Linked DNA regions of Mus musculus: region 2 is linked to region 1. A link is a contact called in ENCODE Hi-C or POLR2A ChIA-PET data. All regions are on one chromosome and are shown on one strand. The core of a region is the stretch at or near the end of the contact, and the rest is flanking DNA. Distances in the headings are between cores, read along the strand shown.

The links. A loop is a pair of places that touch in the nucleus more often than their neighbours do. ChIA-PET counts read pairs that join two places held with the same protein, here RNA polymerase II (POLR2A).
Region 2: a loop to region 1 is called in a map of mouse trophoblast stem cell, with 2.0 times the contacts of the local background. The contact joins the promoter of 4930558C23Rik here to the promoter of Setdb1 in region 1. A Hi-C loop is called at or near these places in 8 of 37 maps with a recorded cell type or tissue (CH12.LX, Patski, T-helper 1 cell and 4 more). POLR2A ChIA-PET finds 5 or more read pairs at or near these places in 1 of 5 experiments (Patski).

What each region holds. Positions count from the first base shown.
Region 1 is chr3:95,353,908-95,360,777 of GRCm38, reverse strand. It overlaps Setdb1 (SET domain, bifurcated 1), which reads left to right and starts at 3,576. Exons shown (of 22, transcript NM_018877.3): 1 at 3,576-3,713; 2 at 4,576-4,844; 3 at 6,085-6,236. The coding sequence starts at 4,585.
Region 2 is chr3:95,400,130-95,407,197 of GRCm38, reverse strand. It overlaps 4930558C23Rik (RIKEN cDNA 4930558C23 gene), which reads left to right and starts at 4,366. Exons shown (of 2, transcript NM_001384190.1): 1 at 4,366-4,492.

The DNA of each region.
Region 1 (6,870 bases), core at 2,327-4,826:
TAGCTGGCTTATTCTCACTGGTGTAGCAAGTAACCTTTCACGCATTGGTTGGTTTGCATAGGATGACTACCTTTGGCTTAGTGACTCACTCTGCCTGCCCTTATGGTGGGTTATTATGATTGGTCAGCAAAGCAGCAGTACATTTTGAACTTATGGGTCAGCTATTAACGTCACAGCTGTTAACATCACAGCTATTAACATCATGGAGAATTCTACTGACAAGGTCAGGGCAGTTTGTGGTTTTTCTCCGAATTCAGTATGGGGCAGGGTAGGGGAATTTTTCTGGGAACTGCTAATCTTGTTTTGGCAGCTGCAAGCTTAGTCTGGTCTTTTTGACCACTAAACTATAGTTTGGAAAGTCCCTTCAGAGGGGGAAGGGGCTAGGTGGTTGTCTTAGTCAGGGTTTCTATTCCTGCACAAACATCATGACCAAGAACCAACTGGGGAAGAAAGGGTTTATTCGGCTTACACTTCCACATTGCTGTGCATCACTGAAGGAAGTCAGGACTGGAACTCAGGCAGGTCAGGAAGCAGGAGCTGATGCTGAGGTGATGGAGGGATGTTCTTTACTGGCTTGCTTCCTCTGGCTTGCTCAGCCTGCTCACTTGTAGAACCAAGACTACCAGCCCAGAGATGGTCCCACCCACAAGGGGCCTTTTCCCCCTTGATCACTAATTGAGAAAATGCCTTACAGTTGGATCATGGAGGCATTTCCTCAACTGAAGTTCCTTTCTCTGTGATAACTCCAGCCTGTGTCAAGTTGACACAAAACTAGCCAGTACAGTGGTCTTGAATTTATTTTGGATTTTACATTCCCCCCTTTTCTCTGGTATATCTCAATCCTGAAATGATGTCTCACTTTGTTGCAGCTGCTGGTATTGTTGTCTGAGCATCAAAACTTGTACTTGAATTTAATAACAAGCGATTAAGGATGCATGGGCCAAAGGTTAAGAGCAGAAACAGGATAAGAAGGGGTAGTAAGCAAGTCTAGATAGGGACCCTTCCAGCAAGGCTTGAGGGTCTGGCTGCAATGCAGATGCACTTAGATCAATCAGATCTCCGACCTGGAACTGGTGAGATGTCTTTGGGGTACCCAGATCTTTGCTGCAGCCAGTTGTAACCAGACTTCCTTCTGCCTCACCTGCAAGTCTTTTAACCTAGCATACAGATAATTATTACAACAACATGTGTGTTCAATCACATCATTTAAGACAGTGCGGAGTGTGGGAGCCCCATAAAGGATCTCAAAAGGAGTAAGACTGAATCAAGAGAGAGTATTTCTGGTTCTAAATGAAGGGGGGAGCACCACCCAGTCTGTGCCAGTCTCCATGGTTACTTTTGTCAAGGTCTCTTTTAGGGTTCTATTTATCCTTTTTACCTGTCCTGAGCTTTGAGGTCTGTACACACAATAATTTCCATTCGACCTCTAAATATTTGGGCATGCCCTGACTTACCTGGGCAACAAAGGCAGGACCATTATCTGACACTATTGCTTTTGGCCTTTTGGCACTCTGAACCTTGGAAAATTTTCTTCTTCTTCTTCTTCTTCTTCTTCTTCTTCTTCTTCTTCTTCTTCTTCTTCTTCTTCTTCTTCTTCTTCTTCTCCTTTTCCTTCTTCGGGTGGGGGGTTCGATACAGGATTTCTCTGTGTAGCCCTGGCTGTGCTGGAACTCACTCTGTAAACCAGGCTGGCCTCGTACTCAGAAATCTGCCTGCCTCTGCTTCCCGAGTGTGGGAATTAAAGGCATGCACCACCATTGCCCGGCTTCAATAACCTTAATGACCATCTGATCAGTCTCATTTTTACAGGGAAAAGCTTCTACCCATCTTGAGAACGTATCCACAAAAGCCAGAAGGTATTTATATACATATTTTCCAGGTCATACCTCAGTAAAGTCTACCTCCATGTAGGTGCCAGGTCTGTCTCCCGGGTACCTCTTCCCTGGATGCACCATAGTGCAGTAGACATTGACTTTTGCAGGGCACACACTTGTGCACCACCTGCTCCACAAGGTGTTTTAACCCTGGTACATGGTACTTAGTCTTGGAGAATGTCTGGATAAGCTTGTTTACCCCTAGGTGAGTCCACTGGTGCATCTGTTTGATCATAGCCTCTGCTTGTCTTTGTGGCAGGATTTTCTCTCCCCCAGAGGTGTACCACAGTCTCTTATTTTTGTTGAACTGATGACTGGAATCTTTGAAAATGAGGGCTAAGTCCTCTGCTGTGTAAGTAAACTCCGGGACCGGTTTTTTGGGCTCTGTTGCCAAGAACACGAGGGCCATGGCTGCCCAAATGTTTTGGATTCCTTAAAGACACACACAAACACACACAAGGGCTGGAAAATGATTTCGTATTTAAGAACACTTATTGTTTTCCAGATTATTTTGAGTTTGAATTTTAGTGCCTATGTTGGATGGCAACTGTCTGTAACTGCAGTTCCATAGAATCCAGTATTCTCTTCGGGCTTTTGAGGCCAACTTGCACTTATGGGCACATATGCATACACAGACACACAGGTGTACAGAAAAATATATTTTATATAGATACCTTGCAGGACATGGTGGCTCACAGGTTAATCCCAACAGGTAGAAAACAGAGGCCGGTAGATCTTTGCACAGTCTACATAGCAAGTGCCAGACCATCCAAGATTACAAAGCACGACCCCATGTTAAAACTACCACAACAAAACACTTCTTGAGTCTGCTCTTTATTTCTGTGTTTCAGCTTCCTTTACCCTTGCAGGCAGGGTTATGGGAGGACAGTGGAAGAAGACAGTGTACTTGAGTTTGGCAGTTTATTTGTAAGGCTGTTCTTAGGCTAGAGGGGTGTGAGCAGTGCTGGGAGATTGGCCAGATCTGCTGTGAAAGTAATGGCATTCAAAGATGAGTAGGCAGAAAGAAGCAAAGAAAGAAATGAGAGCTGGGCAGTGGTGGTGCACACCTTTAATCCCAGCACTTAGGAGGCAGAGGCAGGCAGATTTCTGAGTTCGAGGTCAGCCTGGGCTACAGAGAGAGTTCCAGGACAGCCAGGGCTATACAGAGAAACCCTGTCTCAAAAAAAAAAAACAAAAAAAACAAAAAAAAAAAACAAAAAAACAAAACAAAACAAAAACAAAACAAAACAAAAACAAAAAAAAACCTCAAAAAACAAAAAACCTTAATCTTGTGAAAGATGAAAACTACACAATCTCAGTGATAAAATGATGAGTTTTTTGTTGTTGTTTATTTGTATTTTTCTTATTTCCTATATGAACACTCATTAATTTTGCTAAAAAATTAATTTTATTACTAAAAAAAATCTTCAAATTAAAACAATAATCAACTATATTGGCCACCTGTAGGGGAAGAGCTTCCATAAATGACTCCGGAAAATACCTGCTTTGTCCAACTAGCCCCTTATCTGGAAATGCCCTACTTCACACATGCATACTCTCCTTAAATTCCCATAACCCCTGTACCGCAGCGCTATGCAATAAATTTGGTCCCTTCGGGCTACCGTCGGAGAGGCCGGAAGGACGCTCCCTATTGCTTCCGGACCGTCGGTTTGCTCCCCGCCCCCTCCTGCCTCCTCACGCTGTTTCCCCTCCCCCGCCGTCTCTCCTTCAGTTTGCCTGGGTTTGGCAAGGCGGAGCCCTGGAGTAAAACCTGGGGTCGGGGTTGTGAGACGCGGCCCTTGCGGTCGGGCGCCAGAGTTGTGGGGAGGACGGACTGAGGTGCGCTGAGGCCGAGGTGGACCTGGGAGGCTTGGCTGGTGCGAGGCTGGGGCTGTGTGTGGGAACTTGGCGGGAGAGGAGCGAGCCGGGGGCGGGCGGGCCTGAGGCGGCGGCTGCGGGTGGGCGCGAGGCGGTGCGTGGGTGAGGCGGTGCGTCGATGAGGCGCGGGAAAGCAGGAGGGCGGCAGGCTGGAGGCTGCTGCGGTTCTGCGTGGCCCGGGCGGCCAAGCGCCTGTGCGCGTTATTCCGAGTGTGGCTGCTGGGTGGTCGCCATGGCTTCAAGCTTTTGCTCTGATCACGTAGGGATGTCCGACTTTTCCTCTCTTCGTCCCTTTTCTTCTTTGCTGGTCGCAGACTCCCAGGGCCTGGTGCAGCCGGGAAGCCCATCCCTTGTGCAGCTGCCCTCTTGCATGGCCCTAGGAGGTTTTAAAAGCCACCTTGCCACGGGAAAGCAAAGAGCCGCGAGGAAAAGGAGGACTAAACAACCCGGGTGGAATTAGTTCATTGCGGCTCACCTGTCTCCAGCCGCCGGTGCCTCGGTTAGACTCGGTGTAGTGACAGAGCCAATTAAGGAACAAGTAGCTCCCAGAAGTATCTTCCTTGGTCGATAAGCACTCTTCGGTTTCCTGAAACCTTGTTTTAGCTAGCTCCCTGGTGCGTGTTGGAGTTCTCCAGGGTCTCCCCGCTCTTAGTTGTTACCCAGAGCTTGGGTCTGTGTGAGAAGATGAGGCTCCCCGGGAAATCTCCAGATCGCCTTGTGGAGGAGGAGGGGAGAGAACAGAGTTTGCAGGCTTTTGATTATGAGACAGAAATGGTGTGAGCCTCGGTTAGAGTTGTTTTCGCTTCTTGTTCATCCTGCACAGGGCCAAAGCATGTCCTCCCTCCCTGGGTGCATGAGTTTGGCTGCAGCGCCAGCTGCAGCTGACTCTGCAGAGATTGCTGAGCTGCAGCAGGCGGTGGTTGAAGAGCTGGGTATCTCTATGGAGGAACTTCGTCAGTACATTGATGAGGAACTGGAAAAGATGGACTGCATACAGCAGCGCAAGAAGCAGCTCGCAGAGCTGGAGACGTGGGTACTACAGAAAGAGTCTGAAGTGGCTTATGTTGATCGGCTGTTTGATGATGCATCCAGGTAGGGATTCCAGGAAGCAGAAGTAAATGTCCATCTGTGTCCTCCTTGGAGTGACTGTTGTTGTCATTGTCCTAAGCACTTTATACTTTGGCGACTTCAGTCAGGTGGGGCCTTACTCTTCCTCTGAGTTTGTAATGCAGAGTTGCAACAGAACACTTTTTCCCTGTGGGTAGCTGCTATGTGATCAGCAGTAGTTAGGTTAAAGGCTTGAATTCCCTTCTCTTCCTCCTGGACTGAACTTCCTTCCTAAGATCCCCAGAAAGTGAAGATTGTAGAGTTGCTGTCTTTTCTGTTTTTCTGAGACAGAATCCCAATACCTAAATCTTGCTGGCCTGCAACTTGCAGAGATCTGCCGACTTTTGCCTCCTAAGAGCTGCAATGAAATGATCCTAGCTTATGCTTGTTGAGTTGATTGGGGTTTCATTCGTTCATCCATTTTTGATACAAAGTCTCTTTACGTAGAATTGGCTGCCCTAGAACTCACCATATAAACCATATTGAGCTGGACTCATAGAGACCCATCTGCCTTTGTTTCTCCAGTGGTGAGATTAAAGGGATGTTTCACAGCACCCAGCAAAATGAAGTTGATATTTAAAGCTGTCTTCTTAGTTCCCAAAGCCACATAGATAATAAATATCAGATATTAGGACTTTTGTAACAGCAGGTGGAAAATTGAAGTCTAGAAAATTGTTTCATAGAAGAATTACATGGAAACAAACATTCTGTGGAAAAGCATTCTAAATAGGTACTTTGGAACATGTAGAGCAAACAGTCTATATTTAAATATACATAATTTCCTGTTACTGTGTTGTGTTTTGTATGTGGGGGGGGTTGTTTTTTGTTTTTGTTTCTGTTTTTGTTTTGTTTTATTTTTGAGACCGTTTCTTTGTAACTCTGGCTGTCCTGGAACTACCTCTGTACACCAAATTGGCCTGGAATTCAGAGATCTGCTTGCCTCTGCCTCCTGAGTGCTGGGTTCTGTTTTTGTTCTGTCTAAAGGTTTCTTACTCTGTAGGCCATGCTGGCCATGAACTGTATTGACCATGAACTCTATTGACCATGAACTCTATTGACCAAAGTGACCTCAAACCTAGCTAGTCTTGGTTCCTCAGGCTAAGGACTAGGATTACATGTGTGAGCTCAGAGGCTAGGTATTGTATAAATGTATATACATTGTAATGCTCTTGTACTGCACTGTCTCCACTGGCTTTGATCTTTTCTGCATGTGTTCCAATATCAGGGAAGTGACTAACTGTGAGTCTTTGGTGAAGGATTTCTACTCTAAGCTGGGACTACAGTATCATGACAGTAGCTCTGAGGATGAAGCTTCCCGGCCCACAGAGATCATTGAGATTCCTGATGAAGATGATGATGTCCTCAGTATTGATTCAGGTAAATGATGAAGCTTTGGTCAGAAAAGTCTTAGAATGGAAGCTGAAATACTGGAAGACAAGTATGTTGCACATAAAGAATCACATTGTCATTACTTAATATGCCAAAAACCTGACTGACTTATTATGACAACAAGTAAGTATTCTTAGCATCGTAAGTGTTTTCTGTATTCTGATTGCTTCCTTTCCCCATTTCAGATAAGGTATACTTATTTTCTGTCTTTTCCCCCATGTGTTTGTGTGTAGTTTGCCTATGTCTGAGTTTCTTTTTCAGTTACTGTGATCAAATAATCTGACAAAATCATTTGAAGGTTAAGGGGGCTGATCCTGGTTCCAAGTTCCAGATCATATCCATGATGGTCGGGGAAATCACAGTGGCAAAAGCCTAAAGCATCTGGTCACATTGTTCTGCAATCTGGAAACAGAGGGAGTGTCTCATCCTGCTGCTCCTCCAATCGCTCTCTTTATTTGTGTATTTATGAAGTCTATGGAATGGTACCACTCACGGTGGGCTGGTCCATCCACCTCTACATAGTCAAAATAATTCCTCATTGGCTTGCACAGATTTCCATTTCACAAGTCATTTTAAATTCTGTTAAGTTGATATCAATGGTCACAGTGTTCCTACCCATGTT
Region 2 (7,068 bases), core at 3,117-5,616, 46 kb before region 1:
TTGTCAAGCTGTCACAGGAACTTCACCTCGATTGGGTAAAACTCTTACCTCTGGCACTTTTCAGATTATGAGCTCTCCCCAAGCAATCTCTCCTCATCTCACCCTTTGAACTCATGTATTGACGTCCAGTCCTAACTCATGGTCTTTTTCACCTAAATGCTCTCCCCTCCACTGCCATCTTCATTCTCTATTGCCTGAGCTTTTGTTCCCACCGGCAAGAACACGCTCAGGACAACTGGAATCTTCTGCAGCAAAAGCTTTATTGCTTACTACTTCAGGAGCAAAAGCGAGAATGGCAAAACCCCATCCCTTTTAAGGAGAATTATCCTCCGCCTAGGACGTGTCGCTCCCTGATTGGCTGCAGCCCATTGGCCGAGTTGTCGTTACGGGGAAGGCAGAGCACATGGAGTGGAGAACTACCCCGGCACATGCGCAGATTATTTGTTTACTACTTAGAACACAGGATGTCAGCGCCATCTTGTAATGGCGAATGTGAGGGCGGCTCCCCACAATTCTCTCCTTTGGAACTTTGCTGACCACCGTCTACCAAGGCCACATGCCTGTCAACATTGGAGACCAAGTTCTTCTCTCCCCTCCAGATAAATCGGCCCTCACCTCTCTCTAAATGGCAGGGCGCTTTCAAGGTAATTCTCGTGACTCCTACAGCTGCTAAACTCAAGGGACTCTCTTATTGGGTCTACTTGTCTCATCTTAAACCTTTCACCCCTCCACCTCAAAATGACTCCTCTTCCTACAGGTTGACTCCAACAGGACCCTGCTCTCTTAAGCTATAGAAGATGTCGAGACTTCCCACTTTGTGCCCATCAACTAACATTAGCCTCTGCTTCAAAAAAAAATAAAAGGAAAATGAATAAAAATTAAATAAATTTTAAGCTAAGAGTGGTGGCACACAACTTTAATCCCAGCATTTGGGAATCAGAAGAAGGTAGCTCTGTGTGAGTTCCAGACCAGCCTAGTCTACATAGGGACTTCCAAGTCAGACTGGACTACATAGAGAACTCCAGGCCAGCCAGAGCTACATAGTGAAACCTTGACTCTAAGTCAATAAATAAGATATATTTTTAAAAAAAAATCCCAGCAGCCAACATCTCCTAGGTTCTTTTCACTAAAGCTAGGCTGAACAAATCCCTAAATGAGGTCAATTCAGAGATCCATTGTATACCCCAAAAGGCTGACTGCCTACTCCACTACCCATGGGTTTTACATAGGAGGTATTATCTGCACTATTAACCTTGTGCTGTCTTAGTCATTGTTGTATTGCTATGAAGTGACACCATGACCACAGCAACTCTTACAAAGGAAAGCTTTCAATTGTGGGCTTGCTTACAGTTTCAGAGGCTTGGTCCGTTATCATCATGGTGGGGAGCATGGTGGCAGACATGACAGCTTGGTGCTGGAGAAATAGCTGAGAAATCCTGATCCACAGGCAGGGAGAGACAATGGGTCTGGACTCTTGAAAACTCAAAGCCCACTGCCAGTGGCATGCCTCCTACAAAGCCACACCTCCTAGTCCTTCCCTGACAGCTGAGGACAATATATGAGCCTATAGGGATCACCAGCTGCCCAGCCCTGGTGGAGTTACTAGCTCCGATTCGACCTAGTGGATCAATTTCCTCCTCACCACGGGAGTGTCGGAAACTTGATTCTGTTTTAGCTGAAGTATTCATGAACCTGCATTCAGGGTGCAGGGCAGAAGGGACCCAGCAAACAAACCTCTCTGCTTTCCTAGGAGGGAGTGTGAAAGAGCGAGAGGCTGCCAACAGAAGGAGAGGACTGACCTAGCGACAGACAACAAACCTGGCCTCTGATGTCCCAAAGGTAAGCACTGCCTTCGCTGGGGGACCCCCCCTTGTTCTGAGTTTAGCCGCAGCTCTCATAAGCATGTGAGGAACCGCTAGGGGACGTTAAGAACTTTGTTTTAGAAACAGAAACTTTCATCTGAGGGAGGCTGATCCTCTTGGCTGTGGCCTCTTTTGGATTTAAGGACATGCTAAGAAACTGTCATTATCTCTAGACGGTAGGATTGCTTTGAGTTTGGGACCAAACTGGGCTACACAAATATACTAGATCAGCCAGGACTACCTAGTGCAACCCTATCTTAAAATACTAATCCAAAGTTTCCATGATTATTTCTTCATCACCTCTCCCTTCAGGGTTATTACACCCAGGAGAGAAAGCAGGATCTTTCTTGTTTAGATCCGTCCTGCCCCCCACCCCCTCATCCCACCCCAAGGAGTGGTAGGCTACTGTAGATGGGGAGGATGAAGGGATCTGGGAAGAAAACGCAGGAAGAAGTGACCGATCTTTCTGAAGGCTGACTTTGCATAAGATCTTAAATACAGCAGGACCAAGGTCAACATTAACCATTAGATTAACCTTACCTTCTTTTCTCTACTCCTGAGCAGTGCTATTTGGGTGAAATGAAATAGTAAGCTACAAAAAGAAAAAAATAAATCTACAATAGATCCTCTCTTGGGAAAACAAATTTTGACTGTGCCATTTTAAATCCTGTATCTGTCAAGAAAATCCACCTTTTTTATTTTTTAAATTATTTTATATATTTCTTTATTTTTGAGGCGGGACTTCTTTTGAAAGTCTCCCTGACTCCCACTGTATAGATCAGGCTAGCCACAGACTCTAGGTGACCCTCCCACCTCTGCTTCCTGATGCTGAACTGAAGGTGTGAGCCAGCACGCCCTTCAAGAAAAACGACTTTTTCCTGGTATGGTAACTCACACTTGGAATTCAAGCATTCTAGAGGTTAGAATAAGATTCCTGGCAATATGAAGCCAGCCTGAACTGCCTAGTGAGTTCAAGGCAGAAAAAAGATATAGTCAATACCCCGATTTAAGAAAAAAAAAAAAAGTTTTTGTTAGGCCTCGGGCAGTCCAAATAACAGAAGCATTTCTGTCAGATAAAAGGCAGCATTCCTCAGGAACTTGTGAAACTGGTTCCCATCTGCCAAAAGGCTTAATTTTTCTTGCCTCTGTCTGTCTGTCTGTGGCACCTATCAACATATCATGGCCCAGTCACAAGTACCTGTTACCTGTTTCAATGTCTACAGCAGCATCTTAGCCCTTCCTTCCTCTGGTCTCCATCTCTTGCTGTCTTGCTCTCCCCATTAATCACTCCCAGTCTCCCTCCCTCCTAGCTAACCCTGGCCATGTCTGGTCTGCTGGCCATAATCAGTCTACTTCTTTCTTTCTTCAATCTAGACTCTTCCAGGTGCCTCTGGCTGTCCTTGCTCTCATATCTATAATAAAAACTTGACCCATGCCCTAGAGCAGCCCTGTCCCAGTTTCTTTACTGTGCATAAAGTCTTCTTTCTCTCTCTCTCTCTTTCTTTCTTCTTTTCTTTCTTTCTTTCTTTCTTTCTTTCTTTCTTTCTTTCTTTCTTTCTTTCTTTCTTTCTTTCTTTCTTTCTTTCCTTCCTTCCTTCCTTCCTTCCTTCTTCCTTCCTTCCTTCCTTCCTTCCTTCCTTCCTTCCTTCCTTCCTTTCTTTCTTTCTTTCTTTCTTTCTTTCTTTCTTTCTTTCTTTCTTTCTTTCTTTTTTTTTCCAGACAGGGTTTCTCTGTATAGCCCTGGCTGTCCTGGAACTCACTTTGTAGATCATTCTGTTTTATCTTGAGATAGGCTGTCACACTGTAGTGCACACTGGCCTGGAACTTCTATTGTAAAACTCACATCCTCTTTCCTCTGCCTTTAGAATACTTGATTAAAGACATGGCCACCCAAGTCTGGCTTCCAACAATTCATTGGCTTTTTTTTTTTTTTTTTTTTTTACTTAAAAATGTATTTGGACCTGAGCGTGGTGGCTCACACGTGCAATCTTAGAATTCAGCTGGCTGAGATAGCTATATTACCACAAGTCCGCGGCAAACCTGGACTACAGGGCACGTTCTAGTGTGATGATAGCCTTTCTCAAAATAGCAACAGCAAAAATATTTATTTAATTTTGTACCTAAATACTCATGTTTCCTTTTACTAAAGAGGTATTTGTAAACGTTAGTTCCTATAAAACCTAGATCTTTGCACATGAAAATAAGAGCCAAGGGTATTTTTATTTTTACTTTTAGGGAGAGAAGAAAGTCAGGAGCCTCATGGCTCTGAGTGAGAAGTCAGTGGGTAAATGAGAAGGTCTTTGACTCTGGGTCCAGGGATTCCAGTGTCTTAGTGAGGAGATAGCAGATGGAGAGGATTCTGTGCGTTCTGGGTTCTGGATATTGCAGGGCTTCCATCTCTGGGTGTCTCCCTCAGTTCTATGACGCTGACCCTTCCTGATTCAGAATCTCTGCTTATGGCCCTTCTATGCTCTCTTCACAATGCAAACATTCCACTGTCTCTAGTTCTTTCGGTCTCACCCACTGTCATTGCAGTTAACCTCCCTGAGGTGGTTTCAACTGCAAATATCTTGCTCTTGGTAACTCCTAAATTCCAGTCCTACAATATGGTGTACCTCCCGAGCATTTGCGTAAGTATTTTTGATTTTGTTTGTTGTTTGTTTGTTTTAAGACAGGGTGGGTGTCTCTGTCCTGAACTTACTATGAAGACCAGGCTGGCCTCAGAGTCAAAGATCTACCTACCTCTGTCTCCACAGTGTTAGGATTAAAGGTGAGTGCCATCAGCCAGGAGGGGGCAGCTCATTCCTTTAGTTCCAGCATTCAGGAGGTAGAGGAAGGCAGATCTCTGTGAGTTCAAAGCCAGCCTAGTGTAGAGTTAGTTCTAGGATAACAGCTACATAGAGAAGTCCTGTTTTGGGTGGAAAGGGATGTATGCCATCTGTAGCTACAGTTCTAGGGAATCTGGCATCCTCTTCTGACCTCCAGCTTGTTTGGTTTGGTTTGTTTTTTTCCGAGACAGTTTCTCTGTGTAGCCTTAGTTATCCTAGAACTCACTCTGTAGATCAGGCTGGCCTTGAATTCACAGAGATCCACCTGCCTCTGCCTCCCAAGTGCTGGGATTGAACGCCTATGCCTCAGCTTGTTTTTGTTCATTTGAGACAAGGTCTGTCTCTTTATGTATTCCAGCCTGTCCCAGAGCTCACTGTATAGACCAGGCTAACCTCAAACTTACAAAGATCCACCTGCCTTGGCTACCTCAAACTAAACCAGTTATCATCATACAAATATCAGCTATTTCTGAAATGAAGAGCTTAGCTAATGGCAACCTAATATTTTTCTTTCTGCTTTATAAATTGCAGCCTCACAGTTTTATCATTTATCACTTCCTTTTACCTTCCCATCCTCTATCATTTTGTGGTTTTGTTTGGTTTGGTTTTGGAGGGGATGAAATCTTCCAGTGCTTACATAGGGTGAGGATATTAATACGCTTCCATCCAGAAGTGGCCTGTAGGTTCCCACCTTAGCTTATGGTTAACTCAGTGTTTAGAGCACATGTTGCTCTTCTAGAGGGCCAGCATCCATTCGGGTGGCTCACAACCACCAGTAACTCCAGTTTTAGAGAATCCAATGCCCTCTTATGGTCTCCTTGGGCATCTACACATGTGCACAGAAACACATACAGAGAGACACACACAAATAAAAATACAATAAATTTTTAAAAATAGTACATAACTGCTCTGGGACAAAGCCAAAAGGTTATTTGTTTTCATTATTATTATTATTATTATTTGTTGTGTTTGGCCAGCAGACCACAACCTGGGTTCTAGCCTGGAAAGGCATTTTGGAAACCTGGAAGAGAAGAGGGGCTAGGTGGCGAGAGAAAAGAATGTAGCCAAGACAGTTACTCTGATCAAGGCTCAAATTTTATTGTTGTGACACTAGTTATGAAGGAAGGGGGAGGGGACCCGATTTTCGCCGAATAATCTCGGGTCCAGTAGAAAGGTGCACGTGTGTGGCTCCTCAGGTTCCAGCAGTGGGCGTGGCAGAACGAATGAGCAGGAAGCTCCACCCCGAGCAAGCAGGTTTCAGGCTGGGGGAGGGGAGACTACATCTCCTCCCTTTTATTAACAAAATTAAAAAAAAGAAAAAGCTGGCCTGAGGGGGGAAAAATTATCTATGCTCAATAGTTCTGCCTGGAATCTAGGGCTAAAGAAAAAACTTGCTTTACTGGGATTCTTTAACTTTTCTTATGGTAAACTCTATCTGGCTAAAGACTGTCCTTTCTTATTTTAGTGAACAACTAACTGAAAAGCCTGGAGCTGTAGGCTCTGACTTTATAATGCTAATTAGTACTTGGTAGGTAACTTTCTAGTTGAATTTTAAGTAGGGCGTTGGAACTTTGGCTAAGTTTGACTGAACAAATGTGAAATACACTATAATAACACTAAGTTGATATTTCTCAGCTTTTTTGGATGATAGGTGGGAAACAGGGAGAAGGAGTTCGACCGGCTCTTGTAGTACAAGGCCAATTGGCTTTTTTATTTGGGTGGGAGGCAGTGAAGGGCTTGCCCTTTCAATAGTACGTCTCCAATCTCTCTCCCCCCTATTAATTAAGTTAAATAAGGCAACGCTTAACTGAGGTGATCAAATGATTTTCTCATCCGTAGATGAGTGGGTTTTTAACCTTGGCTTGGGTGGACATGGACCCGATTTTTTTCGTGGGTACTGGTAAAACCCACACATGTGGCTCTCGGTATCTTTTGGGGAGGCGAGGTAGAGCCGGAAAATATTTTTTATTTTTAACCAAAATATGATACCAACCTCTTTTAAACCGGGTTTATCTCACAGGAAACTTAGAAATGGTCAAGCTGGACCTTCCCTTGCAGTAGTTCTGCACCAAGCGGTGCCCATACTGAATTTGTACAATCATAAACCAGTATGCACAGTTTTGAGTGCTGTGCAGCTCCTAAAGGAGAATTATCAACCTCAGAATTAGTAAAGCCTAAGCAAGAATTATGTCGTTAGTAACACCACGATTTGTGGCTAAAATAGGAGCTGGAAGTCGTTCCTCCTCATCCCTGTTTTTTCTACAGCCTATTGAGCTAAGGACACCTTGCAGTAACAGCAAGGGTGAAAATCCAGAGGTCAGTTAAGGGGCTAAGCCTGTCTATCAAAATAAAAACCAATCTTTATTAATATAGAAATA